2 separate regions of the Homo sapiens genome follow, and region 2 is linked to region 1. Evidence: read pairs that join two places in POLR2A ChIA-PET (ENCODE). Cell type or tissue: OCI-LY7. All regions are shown on one strand.

Region 1 (8,000 bases):
AGCCACAACTCCCTGCAGCCCCGAGACAGCACTGGCGGGTAGAGCAAGCACCCTGCTTTCTCCCCAAGCTAGGGGACCATGGACAAGGGGAAGGGAAAGCACTGGGCACAAGGTGGGTGAGCAGCACCCCCGCCCAGCCCCCATGTCGTCCACCACGTTGCCTATGTCTATGGTGTGCGCATGCCCTTCCTCTCTGGCCACTCTGGGGCCTATCACCAGGTTCACCCACCACTCAGGGCGCATCATCTCTCTGGGCAAGCTGATTGGCTCAGGGCCGACACGTGACCCAACCTGGTCCAGTCAGAGTCAACCATACTCAACTCCGGGAAAACTGGGAGCAGGCGAGAGCCGCCAACTTGCCGGCCATGCGGTGCGAAGTGGAGGAAGTGGAAGCGATCCCAAGGTTGTCTTTCCTTTCGGCGCCTCATCCCTCTGAATCTGGACCTGGCAATTGCATTAACCACTTTCCCACTCTTGCTGTACTGACTTTAATTAATTATTTGCAATAAAAAGAGCTAACACAGAACGAAGAATGAGGGGAAGCCAAGGCCCTTTCTCTCTGGGCGGGGCAGACCACCAGCCCGCGACCCCTGCCCTCTGCAGGGGCCCAGAAAGCAGACCCTCCTCGGGCTCTCAAGGCCGCTCGCAGCGTGTTTGCATAGCTCTCCTCTGTTCAAAGGGTAGTCAAGGAAAGGGCTCCCGAGAACAGTGAAGCTCAACGAGGCCACCCGGGAAACCACAGCAGAATGAAAATGAGCTGTCCGCATCACAGGCAGGGGCCTCAAGGAGGCCTTTGTTTCTTCCCAAGGCCATCTGCAGAGGGGACCACATGAGAACCAGATCGCAAGGCCAGCCCGCAGTTCTCCCCGCAGCCAGCACGCCTGCCCAGCCTGGCTCCAGCGGCCTCTTCTGTGGGATTTCATCGTTTTCCCTTCAGGCTTTCAGAAGGAGGACAAAGGCGCCTTTCAGTGGCGCCCCACCCACGCACCCCTTGCCAAGGTTTATGATAAAAGACGGAACACTCCCCCGGAAAACCCCCAGCACCAAGCTCTACAGAATCTAGGGCTCAGAAACACTCCTGCTACTCCGGGGAGGAGGCTGGGGTGGCCTGTGACCGGCTGAAGAGGGAGCCGTGGTCCAGAGTCACTCAACATCTTCAGCCAGATTCCGTTTTCATAGCTCTGAGAGCTTAAGCCTCGCTGCTACCAGAGATGAAGGCTTGAATTATGCTCACCAGTTAAATGGCGATGAAATTTAGTCCCTGTTCTGCAGACGGAGGGCAGCAATCTGAAGCCAAGAAAGGACACTGGACTGTCCCTACAGAAAGGCCTGGGGTAGCTTTCTGTAGTAGCTGCCTAGACATGGGAGCTTATCTTTCTGAGCTGCCATGTGACCATCTGAGAAACAGCAAGCACCCTCCACCTTGTACAGCTGTCACAAGTATTAATAAAAAGCAAGACTGACTTGGAACTCTGCCAAACATTCAGTAGCTATCGTCTTTCCCATCAGATGGAAATTCTCAGAAATCTTTGTTTGAAATCGTTTTCTAAAATGACAAAAACCAGCTAACTCACTTCAGTGAATTCCTGAGATGTTAAAAATCCCATTCTAGGCACCTTGGGAGTGAGTGGGGTGTTTGCATTTGAGAAAGGAATTGACAGGGAGAGTGTCCTCCAGGAGCACAGCTCCGATGAGGAAATGACGGCACATGTGAAGGTGTGCAGGGCACTGAGCAGCTCAACTTGGTGGTACAGCCACTGGGGGTGGCAGGGAAGGGCAGCAGGGAGAGCTTTCTGGATAGATTGGCTGTTGGGAGGAGGACTGGGGCAGAAAGAAGAGTGGATTTTCCCTATAGGGGCAGAAGTCACCCAGTCATTGAAGCTGGACAGCTAAACGACAGCCTCCAGGGAGGGTCTAGAGACCAGGTTTCCCTGGAAGACTGAGGGGCCTCAACATGGGCCCAAGAGCTGAAGCAGGGTCTGGTGAGTCTCACACTCTTGCTGCTGAGTCCAGAGGAGGGGCTCCTGATGAAGGATTTGATCCGGTAAATCTCAGAGCTCTCTCCCTTCCTATTTTCTCTGCCAAGGTCATAAACCTTGAAGTGGAAAGGATCCTTGGACGTCAGGCGGTGCAGCCTCCTTGAGGTTCTGAAATCTGGCAGCCACATTCTGGCCTACAGCAGTCCAGCCTCTACTTAATCATCACACTGCCAGAGCTCACCTCATGGGGCCACATCTCTGTCACTTTAATAGGGAAACAGTCTACCAAAAATTGGACCAAGATTTGCAGCTCTTCAAACTCCACCCCTTAGTCCTACCTCAGACCTTTAAAGCTTCCCAGAATAAATCTAATTTCTCAATGACAGCCCTTCAAATTCCTGAATACTCCTTGCCCCTCATCCTCTTGGAAGCTTTTCCTCCCCAGGTTCTCTGGTCGAGCCCTCCATGACGGCACTCGATCTCAGTAGACACCCCCAGACTTCCAAATGGACCCCCACATTCTCATGGTGCCTGCCCAGAGCTGAATGTGGGTACCCAGACCCTTGACCTCAATTCTATATTTAACCTTTTTTTTTTTGAGGTGGAGTTTCGCTCTTGTTGCCCAGGCTGGAGTGCAATGGCACGATCTCAGCTCACTGCAACCTCCACCTCCCAGGTTCAAACAATTCTCCCACCTCAGCCTCCCGAGTAGTTGGGATTACAGGCATGCACCACCATGCCCAGCTAATTTTGTATTTTTAGTAGAGACGGGGTTTCTCCATGTTGGTCAGGCTGGTCTTGAACTCCCGACCTCAGGAGATCCACCCACCTCGGCCTCCCAAAGTGCTGGGATTACAGGCATGAGCTATCACCACGCCAGGCCGACCATATGGATTTTTTGTTTTTTGTTTTTTGTTTTTTTTGAGATGGAGTCTCGCTCTGTTGCCGAGGCTGGAGTGCAGTGGCGCGATCTCCACCCACTGCAAGCTCCGCCCCCTGGGTTCATGCCATTCTCCTGCCTCAGCCCAGCCGGAGTAGCTGGGACTACAGGTGCCCGCCACCACGCCTGGCTAATTTTTTTGTATTTTTAGTAGAGACGGGGTTTCACAGTGTTCACCAGGATGATCTCAATCTCCTGACCTCATGATCCACCTGCCTTGGCCTCCCGAAGTGCTGGGATTACAGGTGTGAGCCACCGCACCCGGCCGACCATATGCATTTTTAAAATACCTGACAGGTGGCTCAAATTCAACATGAGGTCACTAACCTGCACCCTCCCAACTCCTAATACATGTAACAGATGCCCTTTAACTAGGGCTTGCTCCTATTATGGCCATGGAAATGTTTTGTGTTTTTTTAAAGCAGGCTTTCCATTTATCCCAATCTAATTCTATCTCAATTTCTCCCCATCTTTCCAGGTGACTTTTTTTTTTTTTGAGATAGAGTCTCACTCTGTCACCCAGACTGGAGTGCAGGGGTGCCATCTCCGCTCACTGCAACCTCCACCTCCCAGGTTCAAGGGATTCTCCTGCCTCAGCCTCCTGAGTAGCTGGGACTACAGGCGTGCACCACCACACCCAGCTAATTTTTGTATTTTAGTAGAGACAGGTTTCACCATGTTGGCCAGGCTGGTCCTGAACTCCTGACCTCAAGTGATCCACTGGCCTTGGCCTCCCAAAGTGCTGGAATTACAGGCATGAACCACCACACCCAGCCAATTTTTGAAGCCTGGATTTTTAAGTTTAAACTCTCATTTTTCATTAGTAATATCCTCCAGACATATATTATTGGAAAATATGGTCAGCAAACCTAGGTCTTCAAATCATTGAAAAATAAATGTTGTTCAAGTAAGTGATCCTGCCATTCCAAGTACTCAGGAACCATTTGAAAGCATGTTTTTGGATATTCATAATTTCTCAGACTTCCACAAACCGAAATGTTACTGTTTCTGTATCAGAAAGATAATGCAGCCACTCAGTGACTGGTGCCTTGGGCTACAGTTGCAGGAAACAGTGGCTTCCTCACTACCTGCAGGATCCTCTTATGTAGCACCCTAGTGGGTTTCCAAAGCACGGGGACATGCAGCTTTCTGAGTCACTAAAATGAGTTAGAGTTTTACTTTTAAGTCCAAGAAGAAATATAACACTTGTTGTTCAGGTACTGAGCAGGATATTTAGGTTTGTCTGCAGTGTACTCTGCCGGGTCAAGCTTTTGGTGCAGACGTATGCAAATGATGTGCACAAAAATACAAATGTGGCCTTGTGTTCCTGGTGCTTAACACTAGGAAAACGCTGACTGGCCTTGGGGAAGGAAGAAGACTTATTACCAACTCTTAACATCAATTGGGAATAACTTTTATCCAATGCTAAAGATACAATCTGACTGCAAGTAATTGTGACCAACACGATAACTGCCTGAACTCAGACGGTACAACTGCACCCCTGCCCCCCACCCCCCGCCTCAGAATTTAAAATTAGTCCAAAACAGGAAACAGCTGGAAACAGAGTTCAGAGAAAAGAGAGGAAGAAATACACTGGTATTTATTTTTTCATCTGTCTTTCAATCAGAGCTAGTTTTGTCACGGTTAATATTGAAAGTGTCTTTTCCTCCTAGACATTTCCTGATGAAGGCCCAGGATAAGTAAGTCCTGTGTGTGCTCTCGTGTTTAAGAAATAAACAAATTAAGGCTGGGCATAGTGGCTCACAGCTGTAATCCCAGCATTTTGGGAGGCTGAGGCAGGCAGATCACTTGAGGTCAGGAGTTTAAGACCAGCCTGGCCAACCATAGCAAAACCCTGTGTCTACTAAAAATACAGAAATTAGCCAGGCGTGGTGCTGCATGTCTGAATCCCAGCTACTTGGGAGGCTAAGGCAGGAGAATCGCTTGAACCCAGGAGGTGGAGATTGCAGTGAACTGAGATCCCATCACTGCACTGCAGCCTGGGTGACAGAGCTAGACTCTGTCAAAAAAAAAAAAAGAAGAAGAAGAAAGAAAGAAAAAGAAAGAAAGAAGAAAGAAAGGAAGGAAGGAAGGAAGGAAGGAAAGAAAGAAAGAGGGAAAGAAAGAAATTGAGAATGCATGATTGTTTATTGCTTACAATTATTCTGGCAGTCAGTATTCATGAAATAAACATTAGCTAACAGACTTCTTTGTTGTCCATCAAGTACAAGGTCTGCTTGGGTAGAGATCTGGGTTTTGCTTATTGCCTTCCTCCTGGCATCCACCTAGCTCATATAAGGTACTCAATAAATATTTGTTGAGCAAATGGGCGCAGCAGGTGAGCATGAAGTGGGAAGGACCTCCACCAAGAGCGACACCCACCCTGCAGACACCCTGTGTCCTCCTTCCCCTGAGGGGCTAGGCTGCTGTCACCTTGCATCACGCTGGCATGAAGATGTGCTGCTGCTCTGAGAAGCAAATGGGAAGGACCCCCTCTGAGAAACCAGCCTACAGAAACGTTTCATTTTCTTCTGCCAATAAGGGAAGTAAACCCAGGTAATTGTCTTGATATGTGAAGGCCTCTGACAGACACAAAGCATTTCCTCAGGCTCAGTCACTTCTCTCCAAGCACCGGTGCTGATGGGGGCTGGGGAAGGCCAACTCCATGGTCTAGATCCAAAACTTGAAAGGACATTCCTATGCTGTCTCTAGAATTTGATATTTTCTTCAGCATGCTGTGTCAGGAACATATTCGTAGTAAGAGAAGAAAGGATCAGCCTTAGGGAAGGGAAGCCTGGCGAGGCTGACCCCTTCTCACGCAGGAGGAGCGTGGAAGGCCACGCAAAGCATGGATGGCCAGCTCGCATCTCATGGACCCAGGCCTGGGGAACAGACTCCTTCCCTCCTGGCAGCCTCCTCTGGCCCTGACATTACTGTAGCCACTGACTGTCATTCAATGGTGGTAAGATTTGCTCACTCTGCTGAGAGAACAGAAGACCAGGAAGTCAGCTAGCAGGGCTCATAAACCAAGTATGAAATTTCTCACGTCATTATTTGATGTCATGACCATGACATTTAGCAAAGAGAAGCTGCCGTGAAAACATAAAGTGGCAGCCGCACTTGAACATGAATGGTCCCCTGGGCCAAGGCGGGCCCAGGCACAGCGAGGGCCCCCAGGAGACATGAGCTGAGTTGCTAGTAGTGATGCCAGCTCAGCCAGTAACAAGATCACTAAAGCTATGTGTGTTCTAAATTCCTTATGGAAAGTGAAAGTCTCTTCCCTGAGGTTTTGCTAGACTCTGTGGAAAGCGCTGAACCTGCAAGTTTATCACTCAGGAGTCTCACGGGAGGCCAAACAATGACTGATCAGAGAGCAGGGTTCCCAACACAGCCCCCCACACCACTGGGGCCTGAACTGTCTCATCTGTGAAATGGCCTAATAATAGGACCCACTACCAAGGTGGTCGTGGAGACCAAATATGAAGTTGCAGGCACCTTTGAAGGTGACCTGTAAACAGTGGCCATAATGACTGCAGAAAATACAAGACATGGGAAAAAGAGAATTATTGAACACTGATGGACCTTTAAGAAAGGTGGGCACCTCAGGCACCTCCTTCTCAGGAGGGCAGGTGCAAAATGCTGGTTTGCCTTATGGAAGCTGCAGTCTCCGTGTCGCCGGCTCAGGGCACATGCACCTCAGCTGTGTGAATGCCTTGCAGGAAGCCCTCACCTGCACAGCCTGCCTGCTCCATGCCCCCAAGGCAGGTGCTGAGGGCGGGAGTAGATCTGAGAAGGATGCAGAGCCTCCTACAGTTGGGGTTGCTGCCAGTCTGGGGGTTCCAGGCACTCAGCCCGAGGCCTGTGCTTCCAAAAGGCCAGAGGGAAGGCAGTTCCACCCCACATGCTCTGCACAGCCTACCACCATCTGCCATGTCGTCCTGTCACTGCCCCCCTGCTGGCTACCCAAGCTTCTCCAGCCATGATTGCCTGCCACTGCCAGCACAGGAAACCTCCTCTCCAGGCCCATGGCCTCCTACCTCCTCTGCATCCAGGGGGTATTCCCTCCCCTGCCCCTCCTCCCACTTGTCCTCACCCCACCCTCAGTTCACAGCCCCATCCCATGGAACAAGGACAGAACAGCTATCAAGCAAGTATCCTGTACCCAGGGCTGCTCCCACAGAGCAGGTTCCCATGGAGAACCCACTTAACCCTCACAACAGCCCATAGGTTCTGAGCTCCCCTTCCCTTCTTCACTTTCCTGATGAGGAAATTGAGGCATAGAGAAGTTGGGCCACTTTCTCAAGGCTATTCAGCTGAAGGAGTCAGGGCAGGATTCAAACCCAGGCCCAGCTCCAGGGGCCTTGCTGTCAGCCAGCTCCTCAGTATCAGAACCACTCCTATTGCAAAGGCTCCCAAACTTCAAAAGATTTGCCATCTGCCAATGCTATAATTATTCATGTAACATTTTTCTTGAGTTAGTTCACTTTTTTAATATAAATTTATTCTAAGAATGAACCTGAGGCTGATTCTCATTCAAAAGGGAAAGTTAGCAAGAGAAGTGCCCAAAGTCCCCACACGCATGGGGGTTCAATTGAGCCTTTCTTCTTGTCCCCAGAATGGAGGACAGGGCCGAGGGTGGGTGTGGAATGGCGTTTTCCTTCATCATTCAGTGTTTGGCTCCTCATTCAGGGCCACCTGCCCAGGGCATGCCTCCCCAGGCACAGGCAGGTCAAATCCCACATCCTTAGTTTTTCTTTTCTCCTCTAACCAGAGCCCAGGATGCAGTCAGCTTCTAAGAAAGCCTTGTAGGACTAAAGTACCAGGCCAGACTCCAGAGAAGCTCTGTCCTCATTCCTGTTAACGCCTGGTTTTCCCTTCGACCTCAGCACTTGGCCTTTGGCCCAAGTCTTGTCTCTGGAAAGGAAGTTCTTTCCCTTCCAGACACAAAGCCCAGCTCACATGACTGCGGGAACCAGGTGTCAATGCCTGAAGAACTCTGGAAGCTCCTGCAGGCTGGCAGCCCAGGACAAGAGCACACTGGGGGACTGGAGTCCTGGAAGCCAGCCCCGAGAACAGCTGGT
Region 2 (8,000 bases), 370 kb after region 1:
CCCTGGGATCCCCGTTCACCTTGTCAATTTCAGTTCCTCTGCTCCAGCAGACCTTCTTCTTCATGTCCTTGAAGTCCCTGTTTGGGCGCCACTTTGTAGAGTACCTGATTCTGTCGCTGATCGGGGGTGCCACCTGTAACCTGCATGAACCTAGGGGGACTGAACAAAGGGGGCGGTGAATGTGAGAATAAAAGACAAGAGACAAAAGAGTATATTTGAAAGAAGGGGTCAAGGGGCACCTTGCCTCTAGTGGACAAGGGCCCTGAGCTTTACACAGCCCTCCATATTTATTAGGCAAAACAGATAGTGATAAATGGGGGGGGTGATTGTCGGGTAATTGTCAGTCAGCTGTTTGGTTCACAGCAGGCTTGCGAGACTGCATCCTTTGAACAATAGGCACTAGATTTCTCCGTAGATAACTTCAAGGAGCCCGGCACCAGGGAGCGCGGCCCTCAGCCAACCTTTTGGTGGCAGGCACAGTGTGAGTTTGCTCACATCCTGCATTCTTGATAAACAGTTTGCTGTTTGATAATATAGCCTCCAGTGGAATGCTGAGTTGGTCACAATCCCTTTGGCCTTTTCAGCTCCCAACATCTGACCTGACTGCTGGCCTCTCCTATCATCAACCTGCTCCAGCATCACTGCCTCTTTGCTCATCCTCAGCCGACCTTCCTGGGGCCTTTGCAGCTTGATTCCTCTGCCTGGAATTTCCTGCCTTCCCTAAGGCCCATAACCACTTGGGTTATTTTCTCCCTGTTCAGGTCTGTGCCTTCTCTGAACACTTGAACTCAAAACCCTGACTCTTTCACCTTCACTCTATTCATCTTCTTTGGGTTATTCTTAGTGCTTTTTCACCAATATATTTCTTATCAGTGTATCTGTGTATTGCGTTTTCCCACACTGGAATGTAGACTCTGTAGAAAGGACTTTGTTTACTGCTTTATTTTCAGTATCTAGGTCAATGCCAGGCTAATACTAGTGTAAACCAAAAATAAAATCCCAAACCCTCCATCCCCTGCTGACTGGATGGACCCCTTCTGGGCCAAGGGGACCCCAGGGAAACCTGAAAAAAAACAAAAATGGAATTATCGGCTATGACAAGAAGCAAGATGGGATGCACCTTGTTGTACCCCCTCCCTTTTGGAGTATAGGTGCAACTGGCCAGCATTAACATTAAAATAAAGATCCTAAGACTCACAAACACACTCTTTGTGGCAATAAGGTCCAAACTCCAACCTGACTGATGTAGCATCACATGACAGATAGCAGACTCTGAAGGAAATCAAGATGTTTTACCCCAAAATATATTTCTTTGAAATATTTTGAAATGGCCCTGGAAAGCCATCTTTTGTGTGGGGAATTTGCATCTGTTAAGAATCTCCGTTAATGCAGCCAGGTCTTTCCTGAATCTAGGAGAGGTTAAACAAGAGTTTAACACACCTTTTAAGATCCAAAAAGAGACATTTACCATCAATTCTTTCAGAAGGCTGCTGCCTATGAGGCTTCATCCACATAACAAGAAACTTGGTCTCCACAACCTCCCCCTTAACTCAATAATTTCCTTCTATTGACAGTCTTTAGACAAAACTTGACTCAACCAATTGCTAATCAGAAAATCTGTAAGCTCCCTGCTTCAAGATATCCCACCTTTTTAGGCTGAACAAAAGTACACCTTCCATGTGTTGATTTATGATTTTACCTATAATTCCTGTCTCCCTAAAATACATAAAACCAACCTGTAACCTGTAACTGCACTGCCTCAGGCACGCTTTCTCAGGACCTCTTGAGGCTGTTCCTGGGCCATGGTCACTCATTGGCTCAGAATAAATCTCTTTAAATATTTTAGAGTTTGGTTTTAACTTCAACACTAGGCATTTCATAAATATTTGCAGAAGGTATGACTGAATCATCTTAACTCCTTAGAGGTGGTTCCACTGTTCTCATTCTACTGTTAAGGAAGTGAGTCTTGGGGTCATTAATGAACTTTGCCTCTGGGCTGAAATTAAAAAGGCCTATGGCTGAGGAGGGTAGTGCATGCTGGTCTTTGATTCAGTCCTGCAGCATAGTCCAGTCTAGAGTTGTGTATTTGGGAAAAACACCTAGATAAACTATTCCTTACTGTAGAGATGAAAATATAATTGCCCAAGGGATTCTCCTTGTCCACTGCCCAGACAGAGCTGATTTATCAAGACAGGGGAGTTGCAATAGAGAAAGAGTTTTTTGGTTTTTTGTTTGTTTGTTTGTTTGTTTGTTTTTTGAGACAGAGTCTTGCTCTGTCGCTCAGGCTGGAGCTCAATGGCACAATCTCAGCTCATTGCAACCTCCGCCTCCAGTGTTCAAGTGATTCTCCTGCCTCAGCCTCCCAAGTAGCTGGGATTACAGGCATGTGCCACCAGGCCCAGCTAATTTTTTTTTTTTTTTTTTTGAGACAGAGTCTCACTCTGTCACCCAGGCTGGAGTGCAGTGGTGAGATCTCGGCCCACTGCAACCTCCACCTCCTGGGTTCAAGCAATTCTCCTTCCTCAGCCTCCTGAGTAGCTGGGATTACAGGCGTGTGCCACCATGTTCAGCTAATTTTTTTGTATTTTTAGTAGAGATGGGGTTTCGCTGTGTTGGCCAGGCTGGTTTTGAACTTCTGACCTCAGGTCATCCACCTTGGCCTCCCAAAGTGCTGGGATTACAGGTGTGAGCCACCATGCCCGGACAGGCTAATTTTTGCATTTTTAGTATAGATGGGGTTTCACCATGTTGGCCAGACTGGTCTCGAACTCCTGACCTCAGGTGATCCACCCGCCTCAGTCTCCCAGTGTGCTGGGATTACAGGCGTGAGCCACTGGGCCTGGCTGAGAAAGAGTTTAATTCACGCAGACCCAGCTGTACAGGAGACTGGAGTTTTATTATCGCTCAAATCAGTCTCCTAGAAAACTCCAAGATAGGGATTTTAAAGGATAATTTAGTGGGTAGGGGGTCACAAAGTGAGGGGTGCTGATTGGTTGGATGAGAGATAAAATCATAGAGAGTCAAAGCTGTCCTCTTGGGCTGAGTCAGTTCTTGGGTGGGGACCACAAGACCAGATGAGCCAGTTTATCGATCTGGGTGGTGCCAGCTGATCCCATCAAGTGCAGGGTCTACAAAATATCTCAAGCACTGGTCTTAGGTTTTATAATAGTGCTGCTATCCCTAGGAGCACTTGGGGAGGTTTTAGAATCTTGTAGCCTCCCGCTGCGAGACTCGTAAATTTCTAGTCTTGTGGCTACTCTGTTACTCCTGCAAAGGCAATCTAGTCCCCAGACAAAAAGGGTTTCGCTTTGGTAAAGGGCTAAGTATTTGTTTCAAAATTAAACTATAAACTAAGTTTCTCCCCAAGTTAATTCGCCCTAAGCCCAGGAATGAACAAGGATGGCTTGGCGGTTAGAAGCAAGATGGAGCCAGTTAGGTCAGATCTCTTTCACTGTAATAATTTTCTCTATTATAATTTTTTCAAAGGCGGTTTCAAAAAGGCAATGTTTGCTGGGTGCGGTGGCTCACGCTGTAATTCCAGCACTTTGGGAGGCCCAGGCGGACGGATCCCTTGAGCTCAAGAGTTGTCGACCAGACTGGCCAACATGGTGAAACCCTGTCTCTACTTAAAATACAAAATAGCCAGGTGTGGTGGCCTGAGCCTGTAGTCCCAGCTACTCAGAGGGCTGAGGGGGGAAAATTACCTCAGCCCGGGAAGTGGAGGCTGCAGTGAGCTGAGATGGCGCCACTGCACTCCACCTGGGTAACGGGAGTTAAGACCCTGTCTCCAAAAAAAAAAGGCAATGTCATTATTCAACATAAGCCTGAGTAGGCCATTCCCATGCCCATTCCTTAGATGACATATCTACTGTATATTTGCAAAAGATCAACATAGTTTCTAGGGTTAGCTAGAATTAATCCAAGATTGCGCCGGTTGCGGTGGCTCATGCCTGTAATCCCAGCACTTTGGGAGGCCGAGGTGGGCGGATCACGAGGTCAGGAAATTGAGACCGTCCTGGCTAACACGGTGAAACCCCGTCTATACTTAAAAAATTCAAAAAATTAGCTGGGCGTGGTGGCGGGCGCCTGTAGTCCCAGCTACTCGGGAGGCTGAGGCAGGAGAATGGCGTGAACCCGGGAGGCGGAGCTTACAGTGAGCCGAGTTCGCGCCACTGCACTCCAGCCTGGGCGACAGAGCGAGACTCCATCTCAAAAAAAAAAAAATCCAAGATTGCTTGTTAGAAATTAACATTGCTTTTTGAAAAATTGCCTAATAAAACAATTCTTTAGCAGTGATTCCCATCTTCCATATGCTTAAGAAATATTCCATAACCATCTAGCCAAGAAAATTCCTAGTGAATTCGTATTAATCTAGGGCAGATATTACAAATATTTTTAAAAGACTATTTTAAAATCAAAGGGTGGTACTGTGGTGTTGGAAATGGAAAGCCTAAATAACAGTCTAATCACTCTGGAGCTGTGTGACCTTGGGCAAGTTACCTAACTTCTGTTTCCTTATTAATCCCGGGTCTTAAAACACTTCAGAGATAATTGTGGGAATGAAATACACACTGCAGTCCCTACCAGCACTAGGTACCCAATAAAAGAGAGTTTCATTTTAATATCAAACAGAAAACCCGCACTGCAAAACTGAAACCCTTGCGTCCTACCAATGCACACCAAGTTTTTGGGCCTTTCCTCTTAACCTCAAAGTGCTCTTTTCTTGAACCTAAACGAGAATGAATGAATCAAAAGGAAAATGACAAGGAAGCTGCGGGGCGTGCATTTATTTCCAGCTCTGCTGCCCGTAGAGTCCCCCGGCCCACTGCCTGAGAACTGGAAAAGCCGTCTCTGCTCAGCCGAGGGGTTCTGCCATCTCCGGGGCGGGGACCTCACCTTGGAAAGACCCCTCCCACTCCGCCCCTCTTGGAATGCGGCTGAGCGGTGGATGTCCCTTTTCGGGCGCCGTAGGCGCGTTCCTATTGGCTAGCTTTGTTCGGCGCCAAAGCGCGGAGCGGAGGCCGAGGCGAGAGCCTGGCGCTGTAGGACTAGAACGAAAGGAGTGAGGCGCCGAGAGCCCAGATACCATTTTGGCGTGAGAGCTGGTGGTTGGCAAGGCCGCGGGAGTGGGAAGCGTCCGCCATGTTCTGCGAAAAAGCCATGGAACTGATCCGCGAGCTGCATCGCGCGCCCGAAGGGCAACTGCCTGCCTTCAACGTGAGGGGCGGGTAGACTTGGACGGGGCATGCCGGCGTTGGGCCCTGGGCTCTGGGGCGGGGCGGCTCCCCGTCAGGGTTCACTTTCGCACCTTGTTCCCTCCGAGCTCCGGAAAACTTGGGAAGCAGCAAAACAAAATTCAGGAGGAAAGAGAAAGCATTCATGCTTACGCTACCCAGCGATTTGGTGAATTTCCTCATCTGAGCAAATTTTGCATTTTAGCAGTTTTCCTTGGACAGATTTGTTCCGGTCCCTTAAAATATTTACAGGTTGCCTGATAATTTAGCATTTCTTGCTCACTCAGGCATCTAATCGTGGTCAGTAAAAGCTAGGCCTCTGGAACCTGGCTGAGATTCTGGTTCTGTAGTGTGACTTTGGGGCAGTTACTCAAGCTTTCTGTGCTCTCAGTTTTCTCATACGCAAAAATGGGGATGGTGACAATAATAGTACCCAACGCATGATGTAGTGGACGCAAAATGAGTGGCATGTGTAAGGGTCTCTGCATATGCCTCACATACAGTAAGGGCTGAGTCAGTGTTAGCTATTAATATTACTTTTCTCCTGCTGCTGCTGTTACTATTAATATTATGATTATTTGTATTTTTCTATCACTGCTACCCCAGGGAGAGTGCTAAGCACTTCATGTACATTATCTTTTGTCTTTCTAATAACCCTTTGAGGGCCCGGTACCATGGCTCCTGCCTGTAATCCCAGCACTTTGGGAGGCTGAGGCGGGAGGATCGCTTGATCCTGCCACTGCATTCCAGCCTGAGTGACAGGGAGACCCTGTCCCAAACAAAACAAAAATAACTTTTTGATGTTTAAACTATTGTTTTCTACTTTTTTCAGCTATATATGCATAGGATTGGGGAGATTTAAGTATATTGCCTAAGGTGACACAGCAAGAAAGCTAGGATTTGAACCCTGGCACTCTGGCTCCAGAGCCTGCACTCTAAATTGTATATTTCACTTACGTCATAGAGCAGGCATTATGTGGATGTCAGGACACATTCTGCTGGAAGATGGGCACAAAAACAGATAATAGAATTCACCACGCTAAGTGATACTAAGGAGGTATAGCAAGGAGCACGAAGGAGAAACACCAGTATGAGCTGGGGTAGAAGAGGTGATATATGAGCCTTTCCATCCTCAAGGATGAGGTTACTGATCTGAGAAGGAAGCGAGGCATCCCAGCCAAAGGATGCTGCAGCACAAAGTCACGTGGTCACACTGGAGAGGGTGACCAATAGGGCCTGTGGGGAGTCTAGGAAGGTGGCTCACAGCCTACATGAATTTGTTGTTCACTTATAAGGCATGCTGGGAGCTGGTAGAGGATTTTAGACAAGGAAGTGATAGGGTAATTTTTGTGTTTTGAAGGTAACTGCGGCAGCAATATGGGGAATGGATTGAAGAGAGGAAAGAATGGGACAGGGAGATGGCTACTGGGTGGCTGATAGAGCAGGTGAGAGGTGTGTGGTCTGAACTGTGTCAGGTCAGTGGCACTGAGATCAGTGTTTGGGTTTTAGAGACATGAAGCAAACATGACTTGTAGCTATTAGAGCAGGGGCAGAGATGGGGTCCATAATGAATAAGAGGGAGGAATTGGGATCTTGGAGGATCCTTAGGAAACTGGGTAAACAACATCAGAGTTCAGGAGATAGAGTGTGTTGGGAAAGGTAATGAGTTTTGTTTTGAACACTAAAGAGCACCTAGCCAGACAATTAGATTGTCTTACAAATGAAGAAACTGAGCTGACACAAATTATGGGTCAAGTTAAGGAACTCGTCTGAATTTACAGCATATTGGAGGTAGAGCTTCAACTTGAACACAGGTTTTCCAGTTTCTAGTCAATTGTTTTTTCAACTTCAGAGCAGTTACCTCATTTAAAAAGTTAGGCAGCAGTCTGCAGCTCAGTAGAGATGCTTGAATGCAGAAGTGTGTAAATGCTAAAATGTGGCCTGAGAACTAGGAACTTTAGAGGTCATTGTACATATCAGGACACAGGCCTAGAGAACAGAGAGACTGTGCAAACAGGTGCGGCCAAGCTGGATTTTGGACCTGACTCTGACACTTAGTTTAGCTCTCTGTTTTACTCAAATTTTAAGTTAAGTGTTGGGTTATCACTTTGTGGGGCTAGGGGCTGGTCTTAGAAGTTGTAGAATCAGGCCAGGAGTGGTGGCTCACGCCTGTAATCCCCCCACTTTGGGAGGCTGAGGCGGGCGGATTACAGGGTCCTGAGATTGAGACCATCCTGGCTAACATGGTGAAACCCCGTATCTACTAAAAATACAAAAAATTAGCCAGGCGTGGTGGGATGTGCCTGTAGTCCCAGCTACTCGGAAGGCTGAGGCAGGAGAATGGCTTGAATCTGGGAGGCGGAGGTTGCAGTGAGCCAAGATCGGGTCACTGCACTACAGCCTGGGCGACAGAGAGAGACTCCGCCTCAAAAAAAAAAAAAAGTTGTAGAATCACTGTCTTGTAGGTCTTAATTTGGTGGAGCACCTTTTGTCTCACTAGTGCCTTCCACTGACAAACCCACCTGATACTCAAGGTGATCCAGCAGCCTGGAACACTTAGTCAGCCTGCAGAGGCTGGCCTCCGACTCAGCGGCACAGAGGAAGGCTGACAGTGGATCTGAGAGGCCCAAGGACCACACAGGCTTTTCTCTTTTTTTTATTGTTTTGAGATGGGAGTTTCGCTCCTGTGGCCCAGGCTGGAGTGCAATGGTGTGATCTCGGCTCACTGCAACCTCCGCCTTCTGGGTTAAGCAATTCTCCTGCCTC

The links. ChIA-PET counts read pairs that join two places held together with the same protein. Peaks named below come from ENCODE experiments on the same cell type or tissue, not always from the same donor. Only the 100,000 strongest peaks of a DNase experiment are listed, where the experiment ranks them.
Region 2: POLR2A ChIA-PET joins it to region 1 with 10 read pairs; 5 of 35 experiments call an interaction of 5 or more read pairs at or near these places.

What each region holds. Positions count from the first base shown.
Region 1 is chr20:25,032,009-25,040,008 of GRCh38, forward strand. The region is part of intron 2 of ACSS1 (acyl-CoA synthetase short chain family member 1); the gene reads right to left. Among named protein-coding and RNA genes, the nearest start is that of ACSS1, 22 kb to the right of the region's middle. RefSeq lists a silencer at 4,385-4,679. In OCI-LY7, no CTCF peak of the experiment used is centred here; a DNase peak (open chromatin) is centred at 4,023; H3K4me3 peaks cover 1,458 bases; H3K27ac peaks cover 1,852 bases.
Region 2 is chr20:25,402,679-25,410,678 of GRCh38, forward strand. GINS1 (GINS complex subunit 1) reads left to right here and starts at 4,995. Exons shown (of 7, transcript NM_021067.5): 1 at 4,995-5,217. The coding sequence starts at 5,143. LOC105372581 (a long non-coding RNA gene) reads right to left here and starts at 5,617. Exons shown (of 3, transcript XR_937403.3): 1 at 5,393-5,617; 2 at 2-159. RefSeq lists enhancers at 5,037-5,286, 5,384-6,141. In OCI-LY7, no CTCF peak of the experiment used is centred here; DNase peaks (open chromatin) are centred at 83 and 4,983; H3K4me3 peaks cover 2,660 bases; H3K27ac peaks cover 1,202 bases.